2 separate regions of the Homo sapiens genome follow, and region 2 is linked to region 1. Evidence: read pairs that join two places in POLR2A ChIA-PET (ENCODE). Cell type or tissue: A673. All regions are shown on one strand. Links, peaks and the distances in the headings refer to the core of each region. The heading gives the core; the rest is flanking DNA. Region 1 overlaps LINC01558 (long intergenic non-protein coding RNA 1558). Region 2 overlaps LOC105378128 (a long non-coding RNA gene).

Region 1 (7,207 bases), core at 921-5,920:
GAGTTGGATCCTAGCAGAAAGGGAACACATGTTATTTTTAACTGATTTTAACTTGATTTATTGTAACCTATCAGGAGCTCTTAATAAATATGGCTCTTTATGTTGTTAGCAAGTGTGTTTGATTTTTGCCACTCTAGGAGGTGAGCTCTGTCCATGTTTTCAGAGTAGAAAGTGATCTATGATACAATGAACTGTTTTTAGCTTCATGAGTTAGAAGTAGGAAGAGGAGAATGTATCAATTTGTTAACTGCCTTTTCCTGTTCAAAAAAAAGCTTTTTCAGCAAAACATAGTCCTTAAGTTTAAAAAGTCAGTGTTTATTATCTGACAGATATGTTTAAATTAGTAAAGAAAACATTACATTTTCATAAACATTGAATGAACATTATGTGAACATTGAGTTTAACTTTTGGTTGTCTCTTGGGAAATTTTTGTCAATTTGAAAAATGATGAAAAGCATCAATAAAAGATGCAAGCAATTGTGTAATCTCAATGTGCTACCGAAGTGGCTCTCTGCTTGGGTATGAGAAAAGCTATCAAAGGAAAATTTGATTTAAGAAAGGAAATCTAGGCCAGGAGCAGTGGTTCAGGCCTATAATTCCAGCATTTGGAGAGGTTGTAGTGGGAGGATTACTTTAAGCCATAAGTTTGAGACCAGCCTAGGCAACATAGTAAGACCTCATCTCTATAAAAATAAAATGGAAAGAAAGAAATGGAATCTAAAATAAAGAAAAACAATATTAATGGCATATCTTATGCCAGATTAAAGGCTTCATTTTGTACTTTTAAAAATTGCCGGCCGGGCGTGGTGGCTCACACCTGTAATCCCAGCCCTTTGGGAGGCCGAGGCGGGCGGATCACGAGGTCAGGAGATCGAGACCATCCTGGCTAACATGGTGAAACCCCGTCTCTACTGAAATACAAAAAATTAGCCGGGGGTGGTAGCTGTAGTCCCAGCTACTCGGGAGGCTGAGGCAGGAGAATGGCGTGAACCTGAGAGGCAGAGCTTGCAGTGAGCCGAGATCGTGCCACTGCACTCCAGCCTGGGCGACAGAGCAAGACTCCGTCTCAAAAAAAAAAAAAAAGGTGCCCTCTTTTTTCAAATGATAAATGTACTAATGTAGGGCAAAACACAATGAGTGTTTTCTGGATTTTGTTTCAATGTTTTGTACGCAGTAGAATTGGGATCATATGGCATATTGTTGGTTCTCAGTAGGGGGTATATCTAAAATATCAGTGAGCAGAACTTTTTTTTTTTTTTTTTTTTTGAGACAGAGTCTCGCTCTTTCGCCCAGGCCGGACTGCAGTGGCGCGATCTCGGCTCACTGCAACCTCCGCCTCCCGGGTTCACGTCATTCTCCCGCCTCAGCCTCCCGAGTAGCTGGGACTACAGGCGCCTGCCGCTGCGCCCGGCTAATTTTTTGTATTTTTAGTAGAGACGGGGTTTCACCATGTTAGCCAGGATGGTCTCGATCTCCTGACCTCGTGATCTGCCCGCCTCAGCCTCCCAAAGTGCTGGGATTACAGGAGTGAGCCACCGCTCCCGGCCCAGAACTTTTAATAAATATAAATACACAGGTAATTTTAACACATATTCCTGATGAAATCATTATTATCTGCAATGCTTTCATTCTGCTTTTTCTCTTAACAATGGCATAAACATTTTTCAAGGTCAATAAATGTTTTTCAAAATCGCATTTGTATTAGTGGCTGTATAGTTTTCTATCAAATGTGGAATAAACTCAATTTATTTCTCCCTTTTGTTCTTGAACATTTAAGATCATTGGTTCATAGTTACTAATCATGTTACAACAAATATTCATGTATTCCAAATTTTGCTCATTCCTGATTATTTCCTTAGATTTCCAGGTATGGAATAATTAGGTTGAAGTGTTTGAAATCTTTTTTTGTTGGTTTGTTTGTTTTTGAGATGTAGCTTCCCTCTGTTGCCCCGGCTGGAGTGCACTGGCATGATCTCAGCTCACTCACTGCAACCTCTGCTGCCTGGTTCAAGCGATTCTCCTGCCTCAGCCTCCTGAATAGCTGGGGTTACAGGTGCGCACCACCACGCCCGGCTAATTTTTGTATTTTTAGTAGAGACAGGGTTTCATCATGTTGGCCAGGTGGGTCTCAAACTCCTGACCTCAGGTGGTCCTTCTGCCTTGGCCTCCCAAAGTGCTGGGATTACAGGCGTGAGCCACTGCGCCCGGCCGAAGTGTTTGAAATCTTTAAGCATCCTGGTAAATATTGAGTTTTGTCAATATTTAGAAAAGTTGCATGATTGACATCGCTTCCACCCATGTTTCAGAGCATCTGATTTGTCAGACCCTCACCAAAAATGGGCTTTTATCAAAATGTAATAAAAAATAAATACAACTTTTCCAATGACAAAACTGGTTTCTCATTTTTTTGATACATGTTTCTTGAATTCTAGAGAGATTGAATATTATGAATATGTTTTCTGTTATATCTTTTATATTAATATAAATGTTATATATTTACATATTTTTAATGAGTTGGCAATTATGCCCTGGCTTCATTTTTTTTCTCATGGGAGTTATCTTTTTTACTTACTGATTGTTAAAATAATCAAATATTCTAGAAAATAAATGTTTTGTTTTTCATGCATAGTGCAAGTATTTCATTTGGACTTTTCATTTGTTTGTAATTTTGTTAATTGAAGTTTGGCATCTAGAGATTTTACACTTTTAGGTATAAAAGTTGTGACTGTTTTCCTTATTGTTTCTGTCTTTGCTTTTGTATTATTTATAAAAAAAAATAGGCCTTCCTCATCAAAAGATTATATAAACATTCACTGAAATTTTTTTGCATCTGTTTCCTTGTAGGCTAAACATATATCATCTCCTCATAGTTACTGATGAAATGATGTTCTTTCTGGGAGGTCCTTGGAGTGATTGATGTGCTTCCAGTTGTGACACTGGACAGAATAGGCTTTTTTGGGGGAACGCAGCACAGGACTTGCTTTGACTTCATTCATGCTGAGTGCCTGGTGCAGGCATCTTGAAGGTTAAGTGTATGCAAACATTTTGAAAATGGTAATATTTTTCAAAGGATTCAGTTATGAGCAAGGCCTTAGATAAATGGGAAAATTGGGAAAGCATTTTAGATGGGGTGTAAATTTTGAGGAGTAGATTCAAAGCAGCATACATTATTTCAAAAAGAGTCATTTTAGCTGTTGACTGAAACTCTTGGAGGTAAGAAGCAATTATGAAATATCTCTGCACTTACAACTTGGCATTCAATAGAAGGTGAAAACTTGCTTAGATATTGATAAAGACTTCTTTATCAGAGACTTCCATTGGAACAGATGTCAATTCCTTCCATTCCTTCCATTGGAACAGGTGTCAATAATATTCCAGAATGGTTAAAGTTACTGCTGAAGGTGACACTAAGTGCAGCAACATAGGCAAAATTTAGCCCAAATTATCCCTTGTTATTAAAGAGGACAGACCTACCTTCCTTCCTTCCTTCCTTCCTTCCTTCCTTCCTTCCTTCCTTCCTTCCTTCCTTCCTCTCTCTCTCTCTCTCTGTCTCTCTGGATTGTTTGCCCTTCAGGTTCCAGATGAACTCCAGAGCTTTGCTGGGGACACTGAGTGGCAGTCTCTGCTGGAGACTGGAAGCTGTTAAGCCACAGTCACCTGTCCAGAAGCTGGGAAATGAGCTGGTGGTGCCTGAGCACATTACCTACTTGACAATTACATTACAATGAATATTTTTAAACATTCAAAGATGAAATGTTAAAAATGCCAATTAGAATAATTTCAAAAGTTCTTAAGTCAGTGGCTGGTAGAAGACCAAAGTGCAGGCAAACCTTTCTGCACCATGGACTAGACACAGGAGGGAGGCAAGTCCCAAGTGACTGCACAAACATTCTCCTGTCATAGAGCGCTGCTGTGGACATGGAGAGCAGGTGTGTAGACAGAAAAGGGTATTTTCCCTCCTCTGGCCCACTGAGGGCCTGAAGAGGCTTCACTGGGACTGAAGTTTCCAGAGGGAGAAGGAATTCTGTCTCCAGTTGGCCTTCGGACTCCAGACTGAAATATCAACTGTCATCTCCATCTCCAGGCAGCTGACCTGCCCTGTGGACTCCAGACTTGCCAGTTCCCCGAATCACATGAGCCCCGATTCCTCCCACTCTCTCTCTCTATCTCTGTATCTATATATCTCCTGTTGGCTCTGCTTCTCTGGAGAATCCTGACTCATACAAAACTGAATCACAAAAATGAAAAGGTAGATTCATTCGTGTAATCAGGAAAGTTGTAGAAGATGTTCTAGAGGACAGATCAGAGAAGTACCAAGAGTGGAAAAGGGCTTTGTGGCTCCTAGTAAGGTTCGTCAACCATCAGCATGGGTTTTACCTGGGAGGTTGTTTAAGACACAGATTGTCAGGCCCAGCCCACGTGCTTTCATATAATATGTGAGGGGCACTACTATAGCCCAGTCACTGCAAGTGCAGATGCTGGAGTCAGACCCCCACATCCCAGCTCCTCCCCTTCATGGCTGTTTAAGCTTGGCTGAGTTAGTTGCCTTCTCTGATGCTCAGGGTTCTCACCTATAAAGAATGTATCTTATTGCAAGGATTAAATTCCATTAGTTAATTTATGGATCTAGCCCTGCTTCAGAGACCTGTGCAGCCATCATCTGTTTTTATAATTTTGTAGGGCTAGGGAGGGTTGAGACAGGGAGCTGCCGCCCTGAGAACTCTCTTCTGTGGTGGGGATTTGCCGATCTGGTCAGTAGAGCAAAGACAGACTTAAGCCTGCAGAGCTCAGTGATTTATTCATCCAGCCACTTATGTATTCGCCAAGCTCTTGATGAGCCCCTACTAAGTGAAGGTGCTGCGTTACTCACTGCCATGATTCACAGATCTTTTACATACATCAGGCCAAATAGCCCAGCACAAAGATGTTGTCTGCATGGGCCCATTCGCATGCCTGGAAGGGAGAGCATCAGAAGCGATTTAATTTTGTGAGGTTTGATTCTTCTCATTCTCTACAAACAGTGACGACTAAGATCCCTGGTCTTTAAACCGGAGTGCCGTGGAGGCACCGACTAGGTGCAGGGATCCTTGGATGGAGATTCGTGGTTTTTTTTACTACCTCCTGGGATTCAGCAAGAAGTCCCTAACTTTTATCTGTGGGCATAAAAGAGAAAGAGCCTTTTGAAAGAGCATAACCGTTCCCATTGTTACGGTCCAGACCGACTCTGAGAGGTGCACCTTCTCTCTTCTGGATGTTCACCCTCGGGAGTAGTGGGTGGCTGTCAGGGCAGCTAATGCAGGCAATTTTCTTTACCTGTAGGGACATAAAGAAGGATGGATTGAGGTGGGCGTGAGCCTATGAGTGGAAAGGCAGGTGACTCATCAGCTCCCCGGGAAAACGTGATGTGTACAAGCAATTAAAGGTGCATTTGCAGCAAGTGGAGAAGGCAACCCGAATCTGCAGCTTGCATTCATTTCCAAGCATGAGGGGCATTGACAGGAGCCTCTAAACACCTTGAAGCTGTTCTTTTCATTCTAGAAAACAAATGGGGACGTGTATTTCCCTGAAAAGGTAACTGACAACCTTTAGTTTCCGATTCTTCCTTTGCCCACGTGTGACACAGCAACGGTGAGTGTGGGAGTGGACAGGCGGAGGGTGTGGCTTCTCCACCTGATGGCACATCACTGTGGGGAGGGCCTGGGCCTGGCTCTCCTTGTGAGTGCTCAGGCAAAGCTGGAGTCATTCTGTGGGGAGGGCAGGTGCAGGATGGGCTTTGAGAATCATTCAGGCCTTCTTCCTCTGTACGTGTGCTTTTAAAAGTATTAATTTATTTTTGAGACAGGGTCTCGCCCTATAGCCCAGGCTGGAGTGCAGTGGCACAATCGTGGCTCACTGCAGCCTTAAACTCCTGGGCTCAAGTGATCCTCCCACCTCAGCCTCCCGAGTGGTTGGGACCACAGGCATGCAACCACCACGCCCGGTTAATTTTAAATATTTTTTTGGAGAGATGGGACCTCACTGTGTTGCCCAGGCTCGAGCTTCTGGGCTGGCCTCAGCCTCCCAAAGTGCTGGGGTTCCACGTGTGGCTGCCACACCAGGACTTCCTCTGTGTTTTGACCTCTCAACTAGCTCTTTTCACATTCTCATTTTTACATTTGACAATTCAGGGACTTATCTGGTCTAATTTTATTGATTAGTAATTACCAGGATTATAAATTCACATCTTGATTGATAATGAGCTGAGTAGGAATGCATGCAGTTTTATGGTTGGGGTGGTTTGTGCATTTCTGCTAAGATTCATGTTCCACCACAGCAGACAAGGGGATGGCTGCTAGTGGACGGATAACCCAGAGCTGAGGTCTCTCCGCCGGCCCCTGCTGCTCAGCTATTCACAAACAGTCCCCGAGGGTAGGCTTGGTCAGCCTGGTGAGTGCCCAGTGTATGATGCCACCAAATACAGACCTCCTGCCTTAGGAAAACAGCCTGGGGAGGAGAAAGACCACTGGGGCTTAAAGGCTGCCTTGTAAGTGCATAGGAAAGCCCCTAGACCAGTCTTCGAAGGTCCGGAGGGCTCCGAGAGACGGTCGTGGCTAAGCTGAGATGTGAAGAGATGGTGTAGGCAGGCAGATGAGAAACACTGGGTGAACAGGCCATCTAAGCTTTGGGGGCAGCAGAAGATGAGCAGTGGGTGGTGGGCGTGGAGGTTCCTAGCCAGGACCCCCGGGAGAGTGAAGGAGGCCTGCGTGTGAAGAGGGGAGTGAGTCTCTCAGGAAACCCACAGCAGAAGGCCCAACGTCAGTCCAGACAGGAGGCTGGCCTTTTGCTACTAAAATTGTGACCATTTTTATGTTTTGAACTATCCTTTCCATTGCGTCTGCTGTGGCCTGAATGTGTCCACCAAGATTCATATGTGGAGACGTGGTCACCAGTGTGACGGTGCTGAGAGGAGGGACGTGCAGGAGGACTAGCTCCTTATTAGAAAGCGGCTCAAGGGGCGAGTCTGTTCCTTCCTCACCTCCTGCCATGTGAGGACGTGGAGAAGGTGCTGTCTGAGAGGAGCCGCCCCTGACCAGGCACTGAACCTGCCGGTACCTTGATCTCGGACCCGGCCTCCGGAGTGTGAGAATCAACGTCTGTTCTTCACAAATGACCCAGCCTCAGATATTTTGTTATAATCACATAAACAGGCTGAGACCTATTACTCACT
Region 2 (6,996 bases), core at 1,997-6,996, 300 kb after region 1:
AAATGACAAAGAACTTAGAATAGCTGAAACAATTTTTTTTTAAAAAAGAAATTAAATAGCAGGAATCTACCTGATGTTGAAGCTTATTATATAGGCATGGCAATCAAAATCTTGTGTTAGTAAGAAGGGTTAGATCAACGTAATGAAATAAAGAGCCCAAAAATGTACCCATACCAACATGGCCAGCTGATTTTTTTTTTTTTTTTTTTTGAGACAGAGTCTTGCTCTGTCACCCAGGCTGGAGTGCAATGGCTTGATCTCGGCTCACTGCTACCTCTGTCTCTCAGGTTCAAGCAAATCTCGTGCCTCAGCCTGCCAAGAATCTGGGATTACAGGCATGTGCCACCACACCTGGCTAATTTTTGAATTTTTAGTACAGACGGGGTTTTATCATGTTGGTCAGGCTGGTCTCAAACTCCTGAGCTCAAGCAATCCACTTGCCTTGGCCTCCCAAAGTTCTGGTATTACAGGCATGAGCCACCGCACTTGGCCACCAGTTGATTTTTGACAAAGTTGCAAAAGCAATTCAATGGGTGGATGATGGCCTTTTGAACAGTGGTGCTGGAACAAGTGGACAGCTATAGGGAAAACAGTGACCCTCAACGCAAACCTTATGCCTCATACAAAAGAAAACTGAAAGTGGATCACAGATGTAAATGCTAAGTGTAAAACTATAAAACTTTTAGAATAAAATATAAGATAAAATTTATAGAACCTAAGGCTAGGCTGAGTTTTTACACTAGAAACCAAAAGCACAATTCATAAAAAGACAAATTGATAAATTGGCTTTATCAAAATTAAAAAGTTTTGTTCTGGAAAAGGCCCTGTGAAGAGGATGAAAAGACAAGCTACAGACTGGGAGGAAATCCTGGCAAACCTCATATCCAACAAACACTTTTTATCTAGAATATATAAAGAGGGCTAAAAATTCAATAGTAAATAAAAACAAACCAAAAAAATCCAATTAAAAAATGGGTAAAACATTTCACTAAAGAACGAACATTTCACTAAAGAAGATAGAAATGGAAAGTAAGCACATGAAAAGATATTCAACATCATTAAATATTAAGAAAGAGCAAATTAAAACTATAATGAAGGCTGAGCACAGTGGCTCATGCCTGTAATCCCAGCAGTTTGGGAGGCCAAGGTGGGAGAATCACTTTAGTCCAGGAGTTCAAGACCAGCCTGGGCAACATACTGAGAACTTGTCTTTAAAAAAGTAAATGAAAAGAAAATTAGCCCAGCATAATGGCATGTATCTATAGTCCCAGCTACTCAGGAGACTGTGTTGGCAGGATCACTTGAGCTCGGGCGGTGGAGGCTATCGCGTGCTGAGATTGTACCCCTGCACTCCAGCCTAGGAGACAGAGCAAGACCTTGTCTCAAAAACCAAAACCAAAACCCAGAAAACCAAAAACCGTAATGAGACATCACTACAAACCTATCAGAATCCCCACAGTTTTAAATGTTGGTGGGAATGTGGCGAAATTGGATTACTCTTCATTGCTGGTGGAAGCGTAGAATGGTACAGCCACTCAGAAAATAGTTTGGCAGTTTGATTTTTTTTTTAAAGAAACAAACATTCACTTAACTTGCTTTAAAGAGATAAGCTTTCTCCCCTAATTGACTAGCCTGCCTCGCATATTGGAAGGTTCTGAGCACCCCATGCTGAATGTGGAGGCAATGCTGAAACTGCAGTTCTCCTCCTCAGGAACCACGACCCTGTTGGGGAGAGAGACATGGCACTGGGTATTGTTTCTGCACCAGGCCCAGTGCTGTGCACCCCACTTTCACTGCCTCGTGAAATCCTCAAAATAACGTCATGTGGCCGTGACTTTTTCCCCCACCTCACATCTAAGGAAACTGAAGCTTGGAGGGGTGAATCCTCGAAGCAGAATACTGGGAACCAGGCCTGCCTGATGCTGAAGTCCATGGAAACAGGCCTGTTGGCAAAATGAAATATGCAGAAGAGGCTCTGCAGAGCAAAAGTGAAAGGAGCATAGGGGCACTAAGAATGAATCATTGACTCTGGGGTGTTTGGGGAGGACTTTCCAGCAGGGTTTTGAAGAGTGCATAGGAATACCACAGATGAACAAGAACAAAGAGCTTTCAAGGTATAGTTAGATGTTTGCCTGAAATCTCAGTTCTCTGATGAGAAGTCATTAATTTACAGTTTCCTCACTTTTTCCTTCCTGTAATGGTGAGAGCGACACCTTTTCCAGCTCTCGACCTCCCAGAGCCGCACCTGCCGGGGGGATGTGGGGTAAAACTGACACAGCTTGCTCATTAGCTGGGGTGGAGGGCTGAGAGGCAGGGAAGAGTCAAGGGCACAACCTCTGGTTTCATTAACTGGCCAGTTAGTCACACACACACGTGCATATGTCCACATGCTCACACGCACATGCCACATGTATGCAGGACAGGGATGGAGGAATATGAGCTGAGATTTGATCATGTTGTCAGGAGCTTGTGAGGCATTAGCCAGCGTGTGCAGCTGAATGCAGAGGTTTGGCTCCTGTGAACGGGACAGACCTGAGAATCCATAGCACACAAGAGACTGTTAAACCACAGGAGGTGATGACGTCATGTAAAACGCTGATGGAGTAAGAATAGACGCCGCTGAAAAAAGGGAGCATTCATCAGGGGCAGAGGAATCGGCACCTGCGGCGGGAGGAGAAGGGAGAACTGAGAAGGAAAGCAGGAGCACCCGTGTGGGCAGGGAGGAGCAGCTAAGGAGGAGGACAGCGGATGACCAGGACTGCAGCAGGGGAAGAAGGAGCCTGGAGCATAGTGAGCGGCCTGAATGGAAAGAAAAGGAACGCAATCAATGCTTTTTCAGGGAAGATGCCGTTCACTGAGGCTGGTTCGTGAATGCATTTGAGAACATGATCCTGTATAAATATATCTTCCTGTACAGGAATCTTATTAACTTAAGTTGGGCAGGTGCTCTTAACTTATACACTGATACCTTGGGGGAAAATATCCATTTTTTCATCCAAAAACTATGTGCCAGGTGCCTCCTATGTGGCAGGCCCTGTTCTAGGCCCTTAGAACGCACCAGCGAACAAAGCGAACATCCCCACCTCACAGAGCTGCACCTGAGCAGCAAGACAGCACCGAACCTCAGGAGGCGGGATGTGCACATCCGTAAGCGGACTCGCACCAAGGGGAAAAGTCAGCAGGTCAGGGAGGATCAGAAGGTGTTTGGGGGATGTTGCCATTTTCAATAGAGTGATTAGAATGGACCACACTGAGAAGGGAATGTCTCCACCACACTTGAGATAGGCGAGTGAATTTGTTTCCTATGGCCGCTGTAACCAAGCAGCACAAGCTAAGTGGCTTCAAACGACAGAAATTGTTCTTTCACAGCCCTGGAGGCCAGAAATCCCATCTCAAGGTGCCTCCTCTAGCTTCTGACGCCCCAGTGCTCCCTGGCTCACAGCTGCTTCTCCAGCCTCCGACCTGTCTCCATGCAGCATCTTCCCTGTGTGTCTCTGTCTTCTCCTCTTCTGAGGGACACCGATCCTCTTGGGTTAGGTCCTACCCTAATGGCCTCATCTCAATTTGATGACATCTGCAAAGACTCTATTTCTAAATAAGCTCTCATTCACAGGCAGGGGAGCCAGGACTTTAACCCATCTTTACTGAGACACAATTCAATCCACAACAGTGAGGAGATCAGACTTCCAGATCACTGAGGGACAAGCAGCCCAGAGAGCTGGAGCCCCCGGCATGCCCATGGCCAGCGAGGAGTCCACTGTGGCTGGAGGAGAGGCAGGAGAGGAGGAGCTGTTAGGAAATGAGGAGGTCTGAAAACAAGGAGGAGGAGCAGTGGCACACATTTAGGCTTTGCTGATGGTTGGACTTGGTGGATATCACAGATGGAGCTCCCTTTTTCAGAGCTTGACGTCAACTCTGAAGCCGGGTGAGGAGTGAAGATACAGGCGCAGTGCCCCTCATGCCTCCCACACCTGCTGCTGAGCATCCTGACAGATTCCGCTTGTTTCTGATCCTGTTTGCATCTTCTCGGCAATGATTCCACTCCTTATTAAAGAGGCAGGGAACATCTGATGTTCAAGTTTTGAATTACATGAAAAGTTCCATCGAGGTAGTTTTGATAAATAGTTTTTTTTTTCTTTTTTTGGTCGGGGGGATGGAGTCTCACTCTTGTCACCCAGGCTGGAGTGCAGTGGCGTGATCTGGGCTCACTGCAAACTCCACCTCCTGGGTTCAAGCAATTCTCCTGCCTCGGCATCCTGAGTAGCTGGAATTACAGGTGCCCACCACCACGCCTAGCTAATTTTTATAGTTTTGGTAGAGATGAGGTTTCACCATGTTGGCCAGGCTGGTCTTGAACTCCTGACCTCAAGGGATCCACCCGCCTCAGCTTCCCAAAGTGCTGGGATTACAGACATGAGCCACCGTGCCCGGCCAATAGTTTTGTTTTAAGTACAGACATGATGAAAGCCAATGAGATGCCATGTAGTGTTTTACAATCCTTAACACAGAAATGGCTTATTGTCTCAAATGCAGTCTTAGAGTTTATAGGAGAAAAGAATACAAATCCATGTTAATATCTAAATTTCCATGCCATTTTCCCACCCCCGTTATTAGACGATGTTATAACATCTTCCAGATCTGTTTTCACTTTTTCCTTTGGAAATAGTTGAGCTAATGGAGGAATTTATAAAGCAACCCACTCATATCCATGAATCAGTGTGAAATACTGCACCCTGGTGGAAATATCCCTCCTGTCCGGGGTCTGTGATGACATCCCACTCCTTCCTCAACCAGCATCCATGTCCTGTGTGCTCAGTTAGCAAAGAACTCGGGGTATAAAGAGTAGAAGAAAACGTGCCTGCCTCAGGTCTAATGGGCGGATGAGAACTAGAGCAGAGTGAGGGTCAAGTCACCTCTTGAGGATGACTAAAATGTTCAGGTTGAGCGAGGCAGGAAGCCCAGCGAAGAGGACAGTGTGGGCCCTAAGCAGGCACAAGGAGCTCGTCTACGGGGCACAGGAGAGGAAGCAGCAGAGGTCTTCTGTGCCTGGCTCCACTCCCATGCTGGATGGGAATGGGCGGATGAAAAGGAGCTGTGAAAAGAGGTTATAGGCATGAGGAGAGGACAGCTCGTGGGGCCTCCGTGGGGCTGCACACTCCTGTACTGGGGTTGGCAGGGGGTGGTTGTAAGAAAACAGGACTCTGTTTCTCATGCCAGTGCAAGACCACCCAACTTAGGACGGTGCTTCTCAGACTTCCGTGTACACAGTACTCACCTAGGGAGCTTGTGAAAATTCTGTGATTCGGGAGTCCTGGAGTGGGTTCTGGAGTCTGCATTTTCAATAAGCACCTGGTGCCAAGAGACCTGGTCCATAAAACACAGAGCAGGGCTGGGAGAGAGGTGGGAAGTTACACAGGCTAGCCTGTTAGCAGTGGCAAATTCATATGGGTCTGCAGGATTATGAGTGGGGCCTGAACTCTGCTAAGATGCAGGCGTAGTTTGATGATCACCAGCCATTGTTCTAGAGGTCACGAGATTTGTAACTTCCCCAATGACTTCTGTAAATAATACCATTTTTGTAGAACCTAAGGTTGGCCTTTTGAGATTACTTTTCAGACTTTTGCATTTCTGCCTACGAGCCAACTCCACTTGGACTCATGACTCATGACTCAACTGGTCCTGGGGCCTCATCCAGAGACAGATGCAGCTCAGGAGGACCATTTTCCACACCCCTGTGATGGCAGCCCCAACCAGCCGGCAGCCCCAACCAGCCAGCAGCACCCATTCCGTAGCCCCCTGCCCAACAAACTATCCTTGAAAATCCCTAGCCCCAAGCCTATGGGAAGATTGACATGAGTGATGGGAACTCCAGCTGTCCCACATGCCCAGCCTCATGTCAATCACACGCTTTCTTTTAATTTTTAATTTTTTTTTTCAGTCTCACTCTTTGACCTAGGCTGGAGTGCAGTGGTGCAATCTTGGCTCAACATAACCTCCGCCTCCCAGGCTCAAGATTTTCCTGTGTCAGCCTCCAAAGTAGCTGGGATTACAGGCATGCACCACTACTGCTCGGCTAATTTTTGTGTTTTTGCTAGAGACAGGATTTCACCACGTTGGCCAGGCTGGTCTCGAACTTCTGACCCTAGGTGACCCACCCACCTTGGCCTCCCAAAGTGCTGATATTACAGGTGTGAGCCACCACGCCCGGCCTCTTACTATTTTCTATAAAATTACATTTTATTTCATTGTGCTCAGTAATGGGGCTTATACAATTTCTGTGTTTTAAAAGTTACATGGTTTTTGTGGCCTATCATATAACTAATTAAATCGTTTATTTACATTTATACAATATGTATTTGTTTTCTTTGTATTATATACAGTATAATAGCTCTGAAATTAAACTTTTAACTTTTTATTGTTAGGGTCTGTATTTTATTATTCTAAAGTCAATGAACAGCTTAGAAAATAATTTTATTTATTTATTTTTGAGACAGAGTCTCTCTCTGTCATCCAGGCTGGAGTGCAGTGGCATGATCTAGCATGATCTTGGCTCACTGCAACCTCCGCCTCCCAGGTTCAAGTGATTCTCCCACTTCCACCTCCCGAGTAGCTGGGATTACAGGTGCACGCCACCGTGCCTGGCTAATTTTTGTATTTTTAGTAGAGACGGGGTTTCTCCCTGTTGGTCAGGCTGGTAGAACTCCTGACCTGAGGTGATCTGCCCACTTCGGTCTCCCAAAGTGCTGGGATTACAGGTGTGAGCCACCATGCCTGGCCAATTAAAAGCTGTCTTTACTGCAATGCTGTGGTCTCGGTGAATGGACTTTGTCTGTGCAGTGCACAGAAAGAACCCAACAGGCAATTAGACCGCATGATTCCTTCTCAGGCTAACTCCCAATCCTTGGCATCCCTTAGAGGATCTCCATAATTGGAATAAGTCTCTATACCATACTCAGCAACTACCTTCCAAGAAATCTAAATATGAGAGATATTTCC

The links. ChIA-PET counts read pairs that join two places held together with the same protein. Peaks named below come from ENCODE experiments on the same cell type or tissue, not always from the same donor. Only the 100,000 strongest peaks of a DNase experiment are listed, where the experiment ranks them.
Region 2: POLR2A ChIA-PET joins it to region 1 with 5 read pairs; 1 of 35 experiments calls an interaction of 5 or more read pairs at or near these places.

Annotation. Positions count from the first base shown.
Region 1 is chr6:167,779,721-167,786,927 of GRCh38, reverse strand. LINC01558 (long intergenic non-protein coding RNA 1558) reads left to right here. Exons shown (of 4, transcript NR_026773.1): 4 at 1,432-2,391. Among named protein-coding and RNA genes, the nearest start is that of LINC01558, 14 kb to the left of the region's middle. In A673, for the core only: no CTCF peak of the experiment used is centred there; DNase peaks (open chromatin) are centred at 2,947 and 3,587; H3K27ac peaks cover 2,140 bases.
Region 2 is chr6:167,483,512-167,490,507 of GRCh38, reverse strand. LOC105378128 (a long non-coding RNA gene) reads right to left here. Exons shown (of 3, transcript XR_943267.2): 2 at 5,276-5,389; 3 at 1,261-1,722. Among named protein-coding and RNA genes, the nearest start is that of TTLL2, 160 kb to the right of the region's middle. In A673, for the core only: a CTCF peak has its summit at 4,737 (motif pointing left); a DNase peak (open chromatin) is centred at 4,727.